Regions from separate parts of the Homo sapiens genome. Here region 2 is linked to region 1. A link is an interaction called in ENCODE POLR2A ChIA-PET data of the cell type or tissue named here. Cell type or tissue: PC-9. All regions are shown on one strand. Links, peaks and the distances in the headings refer to the core of each region. The heading gives the core; the rest is flanking DNA. Region 1 overlaps FARP1 (FERM, ARH/RhoGEF and pleckstrin domain protein 1). Region 2 has its middle 10 kb from the start of STK24-AS1.

Evidence for each region. Peaks named below come from ENCODE experiments on the same cell type or tissue, not always from the same donor. Only the 100,000 strongest peaks of a DNase experiment are listed, where the experiment ranks them.
Region 2: POLR2A ChIA-PET joins it to region 1 with 16 read pairs; 3 of 35 experiments call an interaction of 5 or more read pairs at or near these places.

Annotation. Positions count from the first base shown.
Region 1 is chr13:98,205,880-98,213,975 of GRCh38, reverse strand. FARP1 (FERM, ARH/RhoGEF and pleckstrin domain protein 1) reads right to left here. Exons shown (of 27, transcript NM_005766.4): 2 at 563-756. The coding sequence starts at 733. MIR3170 (microRNA 3170) reads right to left here and starts at 5,452; the gene lies at 5,376-5,452. In PC-9, for the core only: no CTCF peak of the experiment used is centred there; a DNase peak (open chromatin) is centred at 3,525.
Region 2 is chr13:98,583,246-98,591,341 of GRCh38, reverse strand. No RefSeq gene overlaps it. Among named protein-coding and RNA genes, the nearest start is that of STK24-AS1, 10 kb to the right of the region's middle. In PC-9, for the core only: no CTCF peak of the experiment used is centred there; a DNase peak (open chromatin) is centred at 4,391; H3K27ac peaks cover 671 bases.

The DNA.
Region 1 (8,096 bases), core at 2,558-5,057:
GAAGGAGGCTTTTCGATACTCCCACACCTGCCCTGTGGGGTTGCATGCACAGGCTCTCCTGATTCCCTCACATGAAAACACACGTGGCTCTTTAATGATGCTCTCGGGACTGTTCTTGCCAGTAACCGGGACTTGAGTTCGACAGCCCCCCTGCCACAAACACACACGCACAAGCACCAATGTGAGAGAGGAATTGTCTATGACCAGTAAATTAAACTGGGATCCAGCCACAAGACCACTCTTCCCTCCAGTTACATATATATACATAACATATACATATGCACTTAGATTACATATATATATTTGAATGAAAGTTCATAGTAAAATTCAAGTGCCGAGGCCACTGACATCACTATGTGGGTGGTTCAAGCATAAATCTAGACACTGGAGAGCTCGAAACCAGAACGGGTCAGCGGGGCCATTGGGGGGCGGGGAGGGAGGTGCTGAACATGCAGGACCTCCAGCCGCCTCATGTCACTGGCCATGGGAATGAGCCGAACCTCCTCACACCAAAGGCTGTCCCCTACCACACTCCTGGGTTACAGATAAGCCCCCAACTTACTGGAACTTCAAATGCCTCCTGGGTGTCATCCAGCATCTGGATTTTGATGGACACGAGTTTTCCTGAAGGTGTTGGGGGCGGCTTCTGTCCACGTTCCAAGGTACTGATCCCCGAATTTTCCGGGGCCCCCAGTCGTGATCCTGGGGTCGGCCTCTGCTCTATTTCTCCCATGATGAAAGCGGCTTAGAGAATATCTGCAGGAAGCAGTGAGAAAGAAAAACACATCAGAATAGGAGACTACCACCCAAGCTGTGTGCCACCTTGAACCCCACCCAGGTGGGCAGGGGGCTCCATCCCCTGCACAGGAATCACATATAGGGAGGCATCGGTTCACTCACAAAGTCACCTTTAAGCACTCAAGGCATGCAAATACTTTTTGCATACTTTATTCTTTTGAATAATTTTGCATATTGTTGCATATTTTATTCCTTTCTCGTTTTACAGTCTGTTCTTAATTATTCAGTGTCTACAATGAGCTAGGCTAGGCACTACTTTTTACACATTGAAGTCTGGTGGGAAGATGATAAACAGTGCCTAAACCATATCATTAGCATCCATTAATTACCTTTATGGACATAGTTACATGCTAAGTACTGTGGGTATTCTAAAGATAAACAGGTAAAACGCGCACTGCAGAGCTCGGGCTAATAATCTGGTTGAGGAAATAGACATACACTCGCAGACATACACTCATACAGAGGCAACAGAGAGTAGGGTCATTTTTCTTGGTTTCTAGTGTCTATTTCTATTACAATAACCACCTAATAATTCATTTCTTTCCAGCCACCCACCCCCCCAACTATTTCCCCTTTCCCAAGAAGCCATTCTACACACTATACTATACTATCAACAGTTATTTTCCTAAAAACAATCATCTTTCCTCCCCAGATAGTCTACTCTTGTCTAATGACACCCTCAGCTTCTCCCTCCCCTCTCGCTGCCTCTGTCTGGCTCCAGGTCTCCACATGCGTGGCTTGCTGTGGCTGAGTGCTTTGCCCTCTTTCTTCACCTGGAAACTTCTACCACTGCTTTAAAATTCAGTTCAAATGTCACATCCCAGCCAGGCACGGTGGCTCACGCCTGTAATCCCAGCACTTTCGGAGGCCAAGGTGGGTGAATCACCTGAGGTCAGGAGTTCGAGACCAGCCTGGCCAACATAGTGAAACCCCACCTCTACTAAAAACACAAAAATTAGCCAGGTGTGGTGGCATGTACCTGTAGTCCTGGCTACTTGGGAGGCTGAGGCAGGAGAATCGCTTGAAGCCAGGAGGTGGAGGTTGCAGTGAGCCAACATTGCACCACTGCACTCCAGCCTGGGGGACAAGCGTGAAACTCCATCTCAAAAACGAAAACAAATGTCACATCCTGGCATCTGGTGCAGAGCACATGTGTTATCCCCTCTGTGCTCGTGGCTGTCAAAGCCACATCATGGTGGTTGAGCCCACGTGTGTGGAGAAGGCACTGTGATGCCCTTAAAGCAGGAACCCAATCTCGAATGTCCTTTGCAGCTCAGCGCCTACCTAGGCACAATGCCTCACACGGAGTGGAGGTCAATACTGGCTGCTTAACGACTGGACCACTCAGCCAGTATATTTATATGTGGCTGCATATTTAGTGTCAGAAGGACATAAGGGAACGAGATTTCCAGGTGAGATGAAGTGGTTAAAAGAGAGGGAAGCCTTCCATCATGGAGAAGGTGAGAATTGAACTCAAGTTGGTCTCAAATGTTGGAAAATACTTGGAAAGAGACAGGAGACAGACAAGGAAAAGGCACTCCTGGGAAGTGGAATGGCATCCACAGAGTTACGGGACAGAAACACGATGGCACAGGCAAAAAAGAGTGAGAATCAGAGCCAGAGAGTTCAAGATGTATTTTAGAAATGATTTGAAGTCAGGTGCTAGAGCAGCGGTCCCCAACCTTTGTGGCACCAGGGACTTGTTTTGTGGAAGACAGTTTTTCCACAGACAAAGTAGAGGCAATGGTTGCGGGATGAAATGGTTCCACCTCAGATCATCAGGCATTAGATTCTCATAAGGAGCGCACAATCTAGATCCCTCGCATGCGCAGTTCCCAACAGGGTCTGTGCTCCTATGAGAATCTAATGCTTGCAGCTGATCTGACAGGAGGCGGAGCTCAGGTGGTGATGCTCGCCTGCCGCTCACCTCCTGCTGTGCGGCCCAGTTCCTGAAAGGCCACGGACCACTGGTCCACGGCCCAGGATCTGGGGACCCCTCCTTTAGAGGACTTCAAATGCCTGGCTGAAAAATATGGTCTTTACCCTGCAGGCAGCAGGAGCCACTGAGGGAAGAGTAACAACACAACAACAACAATTTCAGAAAAATGAGCCTGAGGATGGTACTATATATAACTAAAGAAAGAGGGTTGGGAGGGCAGGGGCTGGGGCATCCAGTTACAAATCACCTGTAACAATTCATGCTTGAAGTGCCAATCTGGACAGCAGCAATGGAAATCAAAAGGTGATGCTATAAAATCTACTTCTGTGGAAAAACTAACCCAATGTTAAAAATGGTTAGCTACCAAGAGGAGGTAAAGGTCCAACACTGGGCTGGGTGCGGTGGCTCACGCCTGTAATCCCAGTACTTTGGGAGGCTGAGGCGGGCAGATCACGAGGTCAGGAGATGGAGACTATCCTGGCTAACATGGTGAAACCCCGTCTCTACTAAAAATACAGAAAATTAGCCAGGCGTGGTGGCGGGCGCCTGTAGTCCCAGCTACTCGGGAGGCTGAGGCAGGAGAATGGCGTGAACCCGGAAGGCGGAGGTTGCAGTGAGCCAAGATCGCGCCACCGCACTCCAGCCTGGGCGACAGAGCGAGACTCTGTCTCAAAAAAAAAGAAAAGATAGAAAAACGAAAAAGAAAGTCCAACACTGATGAGAAAGTTTGAAATCAGGGCAGAAGGGAGGAAGTAGGAGGGGGAGGTGTGAGTGTGCTTTGGAATGCTCCCTGGGGCTATAAAAGGACATCCTGTGGGTTGTCCTGTCTGGGAGCTGTCCTGTCCAGGCTGGGTCTGGGCTATGGGTTCAGGGTGAAAGCCATTAGAATCAATGAAAGGAGGTGAATGTATAACCAAAAAAGCAAAATGAACCATCAGGCCCAATGGTGAGGGTCATGGAGAAAGAAGAAATGGGAAAAAGAGACCCCCAGGGGGCACTTCTGGACAAAGGGGCCACAGAAGGGGCACCACAGAGCTATCTGGGGTGCAAGGAATGGAACTGTGAGCTGCGTCTCACTCACATTTGAGAAAAAGTCACCCTTCATTTCTTTCCAGCCACCCACCCCACCAACTATTCCCCCTTTCCCAAGAAGCCATTCTACCATTCTATACATTGTACTATAGTATCAACAAAGTTTTTTTTATTTTTTATTAATTTTATTTTACTATTATTATTATGATTATTATTATTATTTGCAATGGAATCTCAAACTCTGTTACCTAGGCTGGAGTGCAGTGGCGCAATCTCGGCTCACTGCAACCTCCACCTCCCAGGTTCAAGCAATTCTCCTGCCTCAGCCTCCCGGGTAGCTGGGATTACAGGCGTGCACCACCACCCCCGGCTTTTTCTTTTTTTTTTTTTTTTTTTTTTTTTTTTTTTTTGAGACACAGTTTTACTCTATTGCCCAGGCTGGAGTGCAATAGCAACATCTTGGCTCACTGCAACCTCTGTCTCCCAGGTTCAAGCGATTCTCCTGCCTCAGCATCCCGAGTAGCTGGGATCACAGGCGCACACCACCACACCCAGCTAATTGTTGTATTTTTAGTAGAGACAGGGTTTCACCATGTTGGCTAGGCTGGTCTTGAACTCCTGACCTCAAGTAATCCACCCGCCTCAGCCTCCCAAAGTGCTGGGATTACAGGCGTGACCCACCGTGCCCAGCCAACAAAGTTATTTTCCTTAAAAAAAAAAAAAAAAAAAAAAAATCTTTCCTCCCCAGATAGTCTGTCTCCTGATCCCTCAGCTTCTCCCTCCCCTCCCGCTGCCTCTGTCTGCCTCCAGGTCTCCACACGTGGCTCACTGTGGCTCAGCACTTTGCCCTCTTTCTTCACCTGGAAACTTCTACCACTGCTTTAAAACTCAGGAAAGTTGGCTGGGCGCGGTGGCTCACGCCTGTAATCCCAGCACTTTGGGAGGCCAAGGCGGGTGGATCACGAGGTCAGGAGATCGAGACCATCCTGGACAACACGGCGAAACCCTGTCTCTACTAAAAATACAAAAAATTAGCCGGGCATGGTGGTGGGCGCCTATAGTCCCAGCTACTCGGGAGGCTGAGGCAGGAGAATGGCGTGAACCCGGGAGGCGGAGCTTACAGTGAGCCGAGATCGTGCCACTGCACTCCAGCCTGGGTGACAGAGCAAGACTCTGTCTCAAATACAAAAACAAACAAACAAAACTCAGGAAAGTGTTAAAGCCTTCTCTTCAGGAAAACCATCCGGTTTCCAAATCTCATTTTGTAGAGTTTTCTTCCCTAACTCATTCTCAGCCTTTTCCTTAAGAGTAGGTCCCCAGAAGTTTCCTAATGAATTCCTTACTTCCTCTGCAATGAAACCTCTAATGCTGTCACCATAGACACAAGGGCTGGCCCTGAGGTCAGCAAATCAGAAACTATGGGATCACATCCACAGCGACTCAAATCACCAGGGCCTAAAAGGGCGTGTCCTTCCATCGAACATGTCTAGGAAACACCTGATCACTGTCTAGGAAACACCATTTACTCCTGACTTCTCCCACACTCACCTTCCTCACCTACGGTCCATCAAAGCCTTTTGAAGATTTTATTCACTCCTTATGTCGTCTGGTAACATAGGGGTTCTAAGACAGGCAATGCTTCTGGAGCTAACACTGTCTGTCTCAGAACCCCAGTGTTACCAGATGACATATGGAGTGAAGATCTGAGAACTGCTTTTTTTTTTTTTTTGAGATGGAGTCTTGTTCTGTCACCCAGGCTGGAGTGCAATGGCGCAATCTCGGCTCACTGCAACCTCTGCCTTCCAGGTTCAAGCGATTCTCCTGCCTCAACCTCCCCAGTAGCTGGGATTACAGATGCCCACCACCATGCCCGGCTTTTTTTTTTTTTTTTCTCCCCAGTAGAGATGGGGTTTCACCATGTTGGCTAGGCTGGTCTTGAACTCCTGACTTCAAATGATCCAAGTGCTGGGATTACAGGAGTTAGCCACCACGCTGGCCCCTTCTTTTTTGAATGCCTGATTCCACAGGTCTGTTATATAAGTGCCTTTCTCACTTCTGCCTCAAATAAGCTTTTTCTAAGCATCTGTTTCTAATCTGTTTGGTTGTGTGATCTCTGCTTTGGTTCATTCACTCATTAGCCTTGAGAGATGAGACCAGCCTGGTTAATCTAGAATCCCAGCCTAGTGCCCTTCACCGAAGTGGAAGAGAGATCCTCAATACTGGGCCAATGAATCAAAGTGTGTGTGTGTGTGTGTGTGTGTGTGTGTGTGTGTGTGTGTGTGTGTGTGTGTGTGTGTGGAGGTGGTGGTCGGGGAGCAGTATATTCATTATGAAGTCAGTTGTGTCCAAAATAATCTTCACAAGCCAGGCAAAATTACTTCTATTCCATATATGTTTTCTGTTCACTGTCTCATGGTTAAAAATAAATGCAATCTCCAGAGAAAACTATGCCATCAGTCAAGTTGGCCTTCCCCATTCCCAGCCCCTCCATGCACTTTTCGTACTTTGGTGTGGCCCCTCCCCCACCCCACCCCTTCTGCCCTGCACTTGCTCAGCAGGGACAGGCCCTGTGCACGGTAATTCACACTGGGCTATAGCTGGGCTTGTCACTCTGAGTCAAGCAGGCATGGACCTGGCTATGGTGTTGATGCCCATCCAGGGAGCCGATGACGGCAGGAAGGAAGGGCTCTACTCTCCCACCTCACCCCAGCCTAAAGGTGCTCAGACCCTCCCTGCAGATATCTTCTCCTTGTCCTACCTAAGCAAAAAGCAAGACTCCTCATCCTCTGAACTGAATCCTTTCTCTCCCTCTTGCCCAAAATCCCCAGATAAATATATATTCTAATTTTTAGCACCTTGGCATTTAAAAATTTAATTGAGTTAGTCATTAACAGATACTTGGTAGCTTAACTTCCTTTCTCTTTAGTTCTCAAATGATCTCATGTCTAGGTTATTTCTACTTCTGGATACTGATGCTTGAACAAAGTATGTCATACTTTCTCTCTGTTATCATACTTGCATGCAGACTGTTGCTGTACATGGAAAAGTCTGTTTAATTCAATCATAAATCCAGCCAAGAGTTTTGAGTTGAGCATCCTAAGAACGCTAAGGGAACATCTCAGGAACGCTGGCAAGTCATAAATGGGTAACCACAGTTGATGCTTGATAGCAAAACTGGTAAGCCCAGTAATAAAATGCCGTCTTCCAGATAAACAAATCCAACAAACCGAAAGGCCTCTAGTGTATAAATATTAACCTATGCTCTATTCTGAATTTATCTCCATTAACTTCCTGACTTCTGAAATTCTTGAGGAATAGTCAAAATATAGACTATTTCTTTCCTTGTGATACCTTATTACTAAAGTGATTATTCCAGACCTTAAAGTTAAAAGCTGCTTGCAAAACTACTTTATTAGTTAGCTCTATTTGAGAAATTACTTTAAAAAAGTAACAACAAAGAAGTAACAAGATTTTTAACCGCCAGAGAAAAGGTAAAAAACTAGAGTTGTCTTGTCTTAGTATCCTGACTTATAAGGACTTCCTCTTGCAATTCATCCAAAAGCAATAAGCAGTAAACTAAAAAACACAAATTCCATCCCTGAGGAAACTGGGAGACATCTGTAGCCCCAAACCAGAAAATGTAACAAAAATGTGCCAAGCTGCAGTGAAGGTCAGAAAGAAGGGAAGGAAAATGCTTGGAGAGGCTGCTCATGGCTACAGATCTCAGATAAAAATGGCGGAGCTTCAAATAAGCAGCAAACCAGTCATAACTTTCTTGGAATAACAGGGACAGGTGTGCAGATTCACAGTAACAGCTTCCCTGGACATAGTGAGATTGATATGAAATGAGAAACCATACAGGCAAGCCATATTTGTAGGAAGCAGTCTGTCGCTGAGGCAAGATGAAAAAGACAGACTGCATTAGACATACCACCAAGGTTGACTACCAAAGTTTCAGCAAATAAGGGAATAGCAAAGGTTGAAAGGATCACACACACACACACACACACACACACACACACACACACAACCTCAAGTCATGAAAATTCCTATTAGTATGGAACACGGCTCTGTCTGCTGGCCCACTGAGGCTCCTGCAAAGAGCTACTTCATACCTACTAACCAAAAAACAAACAAACAAAAAAACCTTTACAAAGATGCTGCAAGAAAAAAGAAAAATGACAGATGAACATCCAAAGAAAATGTTACATGCAACAGATTAAAGCTTTGTCCAAACATAGTTATAAATTAATAAAACTTCATGAAATAACTGATTCCATAGACAAAAACATAAAAGGATTTACAAGAGTTCAGGGAAGCTATGGGA
Region 2 (8,096 bases), core at 2,967-5,466, 380 kb before region 1:
TTTTTAATTTTACTTTTTTTTTTCAGACAGGGTCTCCTTCTGCTGCCCAGGCTGGAGTACTGCAGTGCCATCTTGGCTCATTACAGCCTCAACCTTCTGGGCTCAAGCCTCCTGAGTAGCTGGGACTACAGGTGTGCACCATCATGCCTGGATAAATGTTTTAATTTTTTGTAGAGATGGAGTCTCACCACCTTGCTCAGGCTGGTCTCAAACTCCTGGGCTCAAGTGATCCTCCTGCCTTGGCTTCCCAAGTTGCTGAAATTACGGGCATGAGCCACCACATCCCCAGCCCACATATATATTAGTAAGTATTTTATTGACATGTAACACACAGAGAGAAATACACAAATCATGAACAGCTTGATAAATAACTCAAAGTGGATTCAATAGTGTAACCAACCATACCTTAGGTCAAGACATAGACCCCCCACCCCTCCTTAATTCCCACACCTTGTTCTCTTTATCTTTCCTAAATGTAACTACTCTGTGGATGTCTGACACTATAGATTAGTTTTGTCTGATTTTGAATTTTATGTAAGTAGAACCATGCAGTACTCCTTGGTATTTATAGTATTCTTTTATACCTGCCTTCTTTTATTCAACATTATATATTGAGCATCAGTGCATCACTGCATACACACACATACACACAAACACACACACTGTTTTCCATTTATTAAATCTCTCTTCAGTTGTATCTAATTAGCTCTTTTTGTTTGTTTGTTTTTTGAGACAGAGTCTTGCTCCGTCGGCCAGGCTGGAGTGCAGTGGCGTGATCTCAGCTCACTGCAACCTCTGCCTCCCGGGTTCAAGTGATTCTCCTGCCTCAGCCTCCCGAGTAGTTGGGACTAGAGGCGTGTGCTACCACACCTGCCTAATTTTTGTATGCTTAGTAGAGATGTGGTTTCTCCATGTTGGCCAGGGTGGTCTCTGACTCCTGACCTCAGGTGATTCACCCGCCTTGGCCTCTCAAAGTGCTGGGATTACAGGCGTGAGCCACCGCACCTGGTCTAATCAGCTTTTAAACCCATTATTCTTTGTTTTTTTGTTTTGTTTTGTTTTTGTTTTTGTTTTTAACATTGAACTATTGTATTTTCATTTGTAGATTTTCTTTCTTTCTTTCTTTCTTTTTTTTTTTTGAGACGGAGTCTTGCTTTGTCACCCAGGCTGGAGTTCAGTGGCGTGATCTTGGCTCACTGCAAGGTTGGTGGCATGAGCCACCACACCTGGCCAGAATTTTAACTCTTTTTTATAGTTTCCAATTGTCTCAAAATTCTCCATCTTGTCATTTAATCTCTTGAATGTGTTAGTCATGTTGATTCTAATTTCATGCTCAGCACTTCCATGTCTCCTATGCGTGAGTTCACATTGTATGCTTCTTCTCCCGGCTTTTGTCAAGTGTTATCTTTTTGTATACCTGATTTTATTTTGTAAGTTCTATTCTACTTTTCTACTTTGCCTGGAGTATTTTTTATTGAGTACCACACATAGTGTATGAAAAAATGCAGAGATGGTTTGAGGCTTTAGATGATAGTATCTTCCTCCAGAGAGGATTCATGTTTACTTCCGGCATAAAGTGGGCTAGGGGAGGCCGGGCACGGCGGCTCACGCCTGTAATCCTAGCACTTTGCCGGGCCGAGGCGGGCGGATCACCTGTGATCAGGAGTTCGAGACCAGCCTGGCCAACATGGCGAAACCCCATCTCTACTAAAAATACAAAAAAATTAGCTGGGTATGGTGGTGCTCACCTATAGTCCCAGCTACTTGGGAGGCTAAGGCAGGAGAATCTCTTGAACCCGGGTGGCAGAGGGTGCAGTGAGCCAAGATTGCACCACTGCACTCCAGCCTGGGAGACAGAGTGAGACTCCGTCTCAATTTAAAAAATAAATAAATAAATAAAAATAAGTGGGCTAGGGGCATAAGATCTTAATCTAATTTTTTGAGCTGATTTGAAGCTGGACTTCATTCCTTGTGAGAGTTAGTCTATTTTCCATTCACCCTTACTCTAAGAATGGAGTGCTTTGTGGTCCCAATCAAAAGCCTGGATTGTTTGCCAGAACTTCTCTTCCATAAAGGGCACTGAAACCCAAACTGTGCCCACCTGGCCCTGTCAAAGTGCTAAACCTCTGTTTTCCCTTTTGCCACTCAGTTGTCTTCCAAATTAGCAACTGCCTCAAGGAGAGATGCAGTGCCCGGTGCCAGGCTTGCCTCTCTTAGCTTCCATCTCTTCTGGATCTTGGCTCTACAAATTGCCTTGCTAGTTCTCTGATAATTCCAAGCACATGGGTTTTGGATTTTCCCTTGTTAACTATTCTGTCTAGCTTTTCTAGTCATTCTTAATGGCAGGATTGCTCTGAAATAAACTAGTCAGCCATATCCAGAAGCAGAATTCTACATATACATGAGTGAAAAATGTTATCATAATATAAATACTTTCTAATAACTTGCTTTTCTCACTTATCCATATATGAACCATCCACATCTTTCATAAGTATGTCAATATTAATTTGTGCAATAATTTAATGCTAGATAGAATTTCTACCATTCTATGATTGTAGCATAATTTTTAGCCAAATGGTTATAATTGTGTATTTCAAGCATTTTTCAATTTTTTCTCTCTTATAAACAGCAATATGATCTCATCTTCATATATACATTTGTAAGTAGTTGTAATTATATCCTATGTATCATATCTCAAAGTAAAAATTTATTTAAAAAGTATGAATATTTGAAAGGTTTTCTTGTTTCACTAAAGGTCCCTCTAGGAAAATCATACTAATTTATATTTCTACCAGTGGTACATAAGTGCCAATTTCTCTTTCTTTATTTTTTTTTTTTTTTTTGAGATGGAATCTCGCTCTGTCACGCAGGCTGGAGTGCAGGGGGGCAATCTCAGCTCACTGCAACTTCTGCCTCCCAGGTTAAAGCGATTCTCCTGCCTCGGCCTCCAGTGTAGCTGGGACTACAGGCCTGTGCCACCACACCTGGCTAATTTTTTTGTATTTTTAGTAGTGACAGGTTTTGCCATGTTGGCCAGGCTGGTCTCGAACTCCTGGCCTCAACTGATCTGCCTGCCTTGGCCTCCCAAAGTGCTAGGATTACAGGCTTGAGCTGCCACGCCCAGCTGATTTCCCTATATTTTTAAGCTTTTTTTTTTTTTTTTAGAGACAGGGTCTCACTGTGTCACCCAGGCTGGAGTACAGTGGCGTGATCATGGCTAACTGTATCCTGGAACTCCTGGGCTCAAGGGATCCTCCTGTCTCAGCCTTCCAGGTAGTTGGGACTACAGGAACCTACCGCTACACACTATACCTGGCTTTTTTTTTTTTTTTTTGGTTGGGGGGTTTCACTCTGTCACTCAGGCTGGAGTGCAGTAGCGTGATCATGGCTCACTGCAGCCTTGACCTCCACAGGCTCATGTGATCTTTCCACCTCAGCCTCCCAAGTAGCTGGGACTACAGGTGCATGTCACCACACTTGGCTAATTTTTATATTTTTTTGTTTTTGTTTTTTTGAGACAGTGTCTCACTCTCATCCAGGCTGGAGTGCAGTGGTGTGATCTCAGCTCACTGCAACCACCGCCTCCTGGGTTCAAGTGATTCTCCTGCCTCAGCTTCCTGAGTAGCTGGGATTACAGGCATGCACCACCATGCCTGGCTAATTCTTGTATTTTCAGTAGAGACAGTTTTCACCATGTTGCCCAGGCTGGTCTCGAACTCCTGACCTCAAGTGATCCTCCCACCTCAGCCTCCCAAAGTGCTGGGATTACAGGTGTGAGCCGCCACCATGCTCGGCCTAAGTATTTTCTAAATAATTCTATTATTAAAACTCAGTATTCTCTATTAAAGCTTGCCTGCGTCTGACTTATGAACAAGTATTTTCTACACGATTCTTTTATATTCTTATGGTGGGAACACTGTTGGGGTCACAAAGAAAAAAAATAAACTTGCACCCTGACTTTCCAGAGCTCATGATTCCTCACAGATGGTCTTCCATGACCCCCTTTTCATGAAGGTCCATGGTGATGTTCCTGGAAGGCCTGAATCCTCTGTAGACAGGTTCACCTCCTTGAGCTCTTACCAGTTATAGATGTATTTTGGACCTTGCCTTTATCTTGAACTACAATTATGTATTACAGCTCACAGTCCAGGATGGCTCCTTTATCTCTTTCTGTCGACGCTACATATTCACATAAGATGGCTGTAGTTTCTTTTTATTCCTTTATGTTACTCTCTTAAACTTGTCCTGTTTGAACCCTATTCTATGGTTCTTACCACTCACCCAGTTTACCAAAATCACTCACTCAGGTCAGAGGTCAACAAACTATGGCTCCCAGGTACAAATCTGTCCTGCCACCTGTTTGTGTAAATAAAGTTTCATCACAATACAGTCATGTTCACTCTATAGGTATTGTCTATGGCTGCTTAGTGATATCACTGTGGAGTTGGGTAACTGGGGCAGAGACCACAAGGTTCATGAAGCCTAAAATATTTACTTTCTGGCCTTTATGGAAAAAGTTTGCCAGCCCCTGATCTAAAGGCTGGCTATCCTTCTAACTCTATAAGAAGATCTTGAACTTCATAAAGATTTCCTCACTGCCAGATTAAGCAGCTGCACAAACCAAACCCCCAGCTCCCCCACTCCAGTGGATACAGAGCTCTTATCTGCTCAGTATCACTTTATTTAGGGCTTTAGGGCGTACCACCCCCTCCTTCCTGAATAAATCATTCTCAGTTTCTGGATTCAGATGAGATTATCTTGTCCCCTCCCACCACCCCAGGCCACTCAGAGTCCTCCCTGCGACTCTTGGCAGATCTGTCATGAAAGACAGCTCCCTTTAATCTAGGCTCTCAACCTGTTAGCATGATGAAGGCCTAAGGCTGACAGCAACTGTCTTGCTCCCATATGGAAGGAGCCCACCTAATAGTTATGCCAGCAGAGGTCAGGGAGCCAAAATAGGAACCCACAGAGTCCTGATTCCCTTCTTTGAATCCCTAGATGGACTATTCAGAAGCCAGCTTCATGTTCTGCAATTTTCTTCTTAAAACTTGACTGTGACTGATTCATAAATACTAGAATTCCCTGTTACATGAGCCCATTAATTACTCTTTCTGCCTAAGTTAGTTTTCACAGGGTTTCTGTGAAACTGAAAGAGTCTGGACAAGCATAAAAACTGGGACCATGGCCAGGTGTGGTGGCAAACACCTGTAATCTCAGCCACCCAGGAGGCCGAGGCAGGAGAATGGCTTAAGCCCAGGAGTTCGAGGTCACAGTGTGCTATGATTGTTTCATTGCAGTCTAGCCTGGGTGATAGAGCAAGACCCTATCTCTATTAAATAAATACATAGAAACCGGGACCAGGAGTGAAAGGTGCCAGAAGAAAATTGATTAGGTAAATGGTATGCATGAGGCTGAGTGGAAGACAGCAGAAATCTCAGAGTTTGGGAAGTTGATGAGCCTTGGTGCCAGTGAACCTCGATTTGAAGCTGGCTTCATAGACCAAACCTCCAACTCCCCCATTCCAGTGGATACGGGACTGTTATCTGTTCAGTGTCACTTTTTTTAGGGTATACCATCCCCTCCTTCCTGAATAAATCATCCTCTGTCCCTAGATGCAGGAGGGATGATTTTATCCCCTCCCACCACCCCAGGCCAATCAGAGTCAGGTATCTCTTGTGCCTTTGGACTCAAATCACTTATAGACTTTGGATCTGGGAAGTGCAGAGAATGAAGTTTTACAATGGTGCTTCCTCATCGACATCAAGAAACACAGTCTGTGTCAGGCACCACTGATCTAAATAGATGAGGGTGCTCCCTGCCAGAGGCAATTGGCCTGGAGGCTTTCAATACCAGGCACTGCCCAGCTGTCTGGGACTCGGGGCACGGACGGCCACCGTAATGGTGTGCCACACAGCCCAGTGTTTAGGAAGTTCTTAGTCTAAAAAAACCAGGCTGAGTGTGCTGATTACTTTTGTGGCTTTCAGTAAGTTGCAAGAAGAAATAGACAGGCTTCAGCCGAATTGGCACATCAGGAGGCCATGCAGTCTTGGATAAAAGCCACGGAATCTTGCAGAAGGAGGACTTTCCAGCCTGCACCAACAATCCCAAATTGGAAGAGGCATGTTTCCTGCAGAATGCAAAAGCTGTATGAACGCTCCCAAGTTGGAGTAAGTGAGAGTTAGTCAGAGAGGCGGGTAAACACCTGGGAAGTAAGCCTGAGAGCAGGCTTACAGGCTGGGTGTGTGACCTGCATGGTCACACATCACCCCACACTTAGAAGGGCCCTATGCTTGGTTTACTGCTCTATTCTCATAGTCTTTAAACTATTAATATGCTTTGAACAAGGGCACACATTTTTATTTTGCAAATGTAGCTGGTCCTGCCTGGGACTCTGGAGAAGTCAGAGAATCAAGTGACCCTGATCCTCCAAGATCCTTGGATCTAGCACCAGGCTCCTCCCTCCTCCTGCTGAGTACTAATTACTGGCTGAGTAATAATTTCCCCCATTGCCAGGCCTGGGGTATATCCAGGGAAACAGGGGCAGATTAACCCTGCCTATCACCTCAATCAACTCACTCAGAGGCAGAGAACTACCCTGAAAGAATAAGACCTTGGGCCCTAAGGGGCAGAGGGCTGAGCTTCCAGTGATGAGGTTTAGATTCAAAAGCCTGGACTCAATAAGCTTCTGGCTGCGGTTTCTTCTCAGTTTTCAAGGGAGTTATATCACCAGGACAGTCCCAAACTTGATGACTGTTTAATTCCCTAAGCCCATGGCTCTCAAACTCTGTCCCAAGGTGCTCTTGGGTACTGCAGAAAATTCAGAGGTGCCCATATGCAATATTTTACTTTTTTTTTTTTTAGGAAATATAGTGAGATTCAACATCTGTCAGATGCCACACTGACGGGTAGCTCAGGTTAACATTAGATCATGCTATATTCTTTTCAGTGGTGTCATATTATTTGCAAAGTGGTTGCTTATATTTTTGGAAGTTATTGTGATTTAAAAACACACAAAAAATCAATGTGGAACAAAAAACGAAGGTGGCAATGTCCACTGTGATTCAAAGATTGGGAAGTTGTGCAGTGTCCAACAGGAACACATGTCCCATCAGTAATTGGGATTACTTAAGAATACAATGAAACTATTATTTTTAAATGTACAGTACTATTTCTTCAAATGGCTAAGTTACTAAGACAGGAGTCCATATTAATTTGTTTGTACCTATTTTCTTAAATTTTTTTTTTGAGACACAGTTTCATTCTGTCATCCAGGCTGGAGTGCAGTGGCACTATCTTGGCTCACTACAACCTCCGCTTCCTGGGTTCAAGCTATTCTCGTGCTTCAGTCTCCCAAGTAGATGAGATTACAGGCACCTGCCACCATGCCCAGCTAATTTTTGTATTATTAGTAGAGATGAGGTTTTGCCATGTTGGCCAGGCTGGTCTTGAACTCCTGACCTCACGTAATCCACGTGATCCACCTGCCTCGGCCTCCCAAAGTGCTGGGATTACAGGCATGAGTCACTGCACCCAGCCTCTATTTTCTTAACTAATTGGCCTGTTAGGTATTTCCTTTGGCCCAGAGATACTATAAAAAAAGTCACTGAGGCACTAAGGGTGCTATGAAGGAGAACATTGGGAACTCTGTTCCAGGATATTCCCCAGAACCCCACATCTTCACCAACAGGAGGTGGGCTGGTCAGTCTGTCCCAGAATTCTCTCCAAGGTGGCCATGGAGGACCACATAAAAGGGAGCATCTCCCAAAGAGCAGAGCCAAGTGCAGCCCAAGGGCTGACCCAGGCCCCCCGACCTTATCTTCCAGAAAGGTTTCATGTACATTACGGACTGATGGATGCCTGCTCCCTTCCTTTTCTTTTCCTTTCAAATGAGAGTTTTTAAGGTAGTTTTCAAACATATCCTCCTCCATAATATATTAAACACATGAAGGGTGATCACATTTACCAATTAGAGATTGCTGGCCTGTGAAGAGCCATATCTCAGCTTGAAAAAGAGAAAACCAGATTGTCCAGAGCCCCTGGACCAGGAAACAAATGGCCTCAGTAGAAGGCAGTAGGGTTGACTCGCTGTGGGGAAG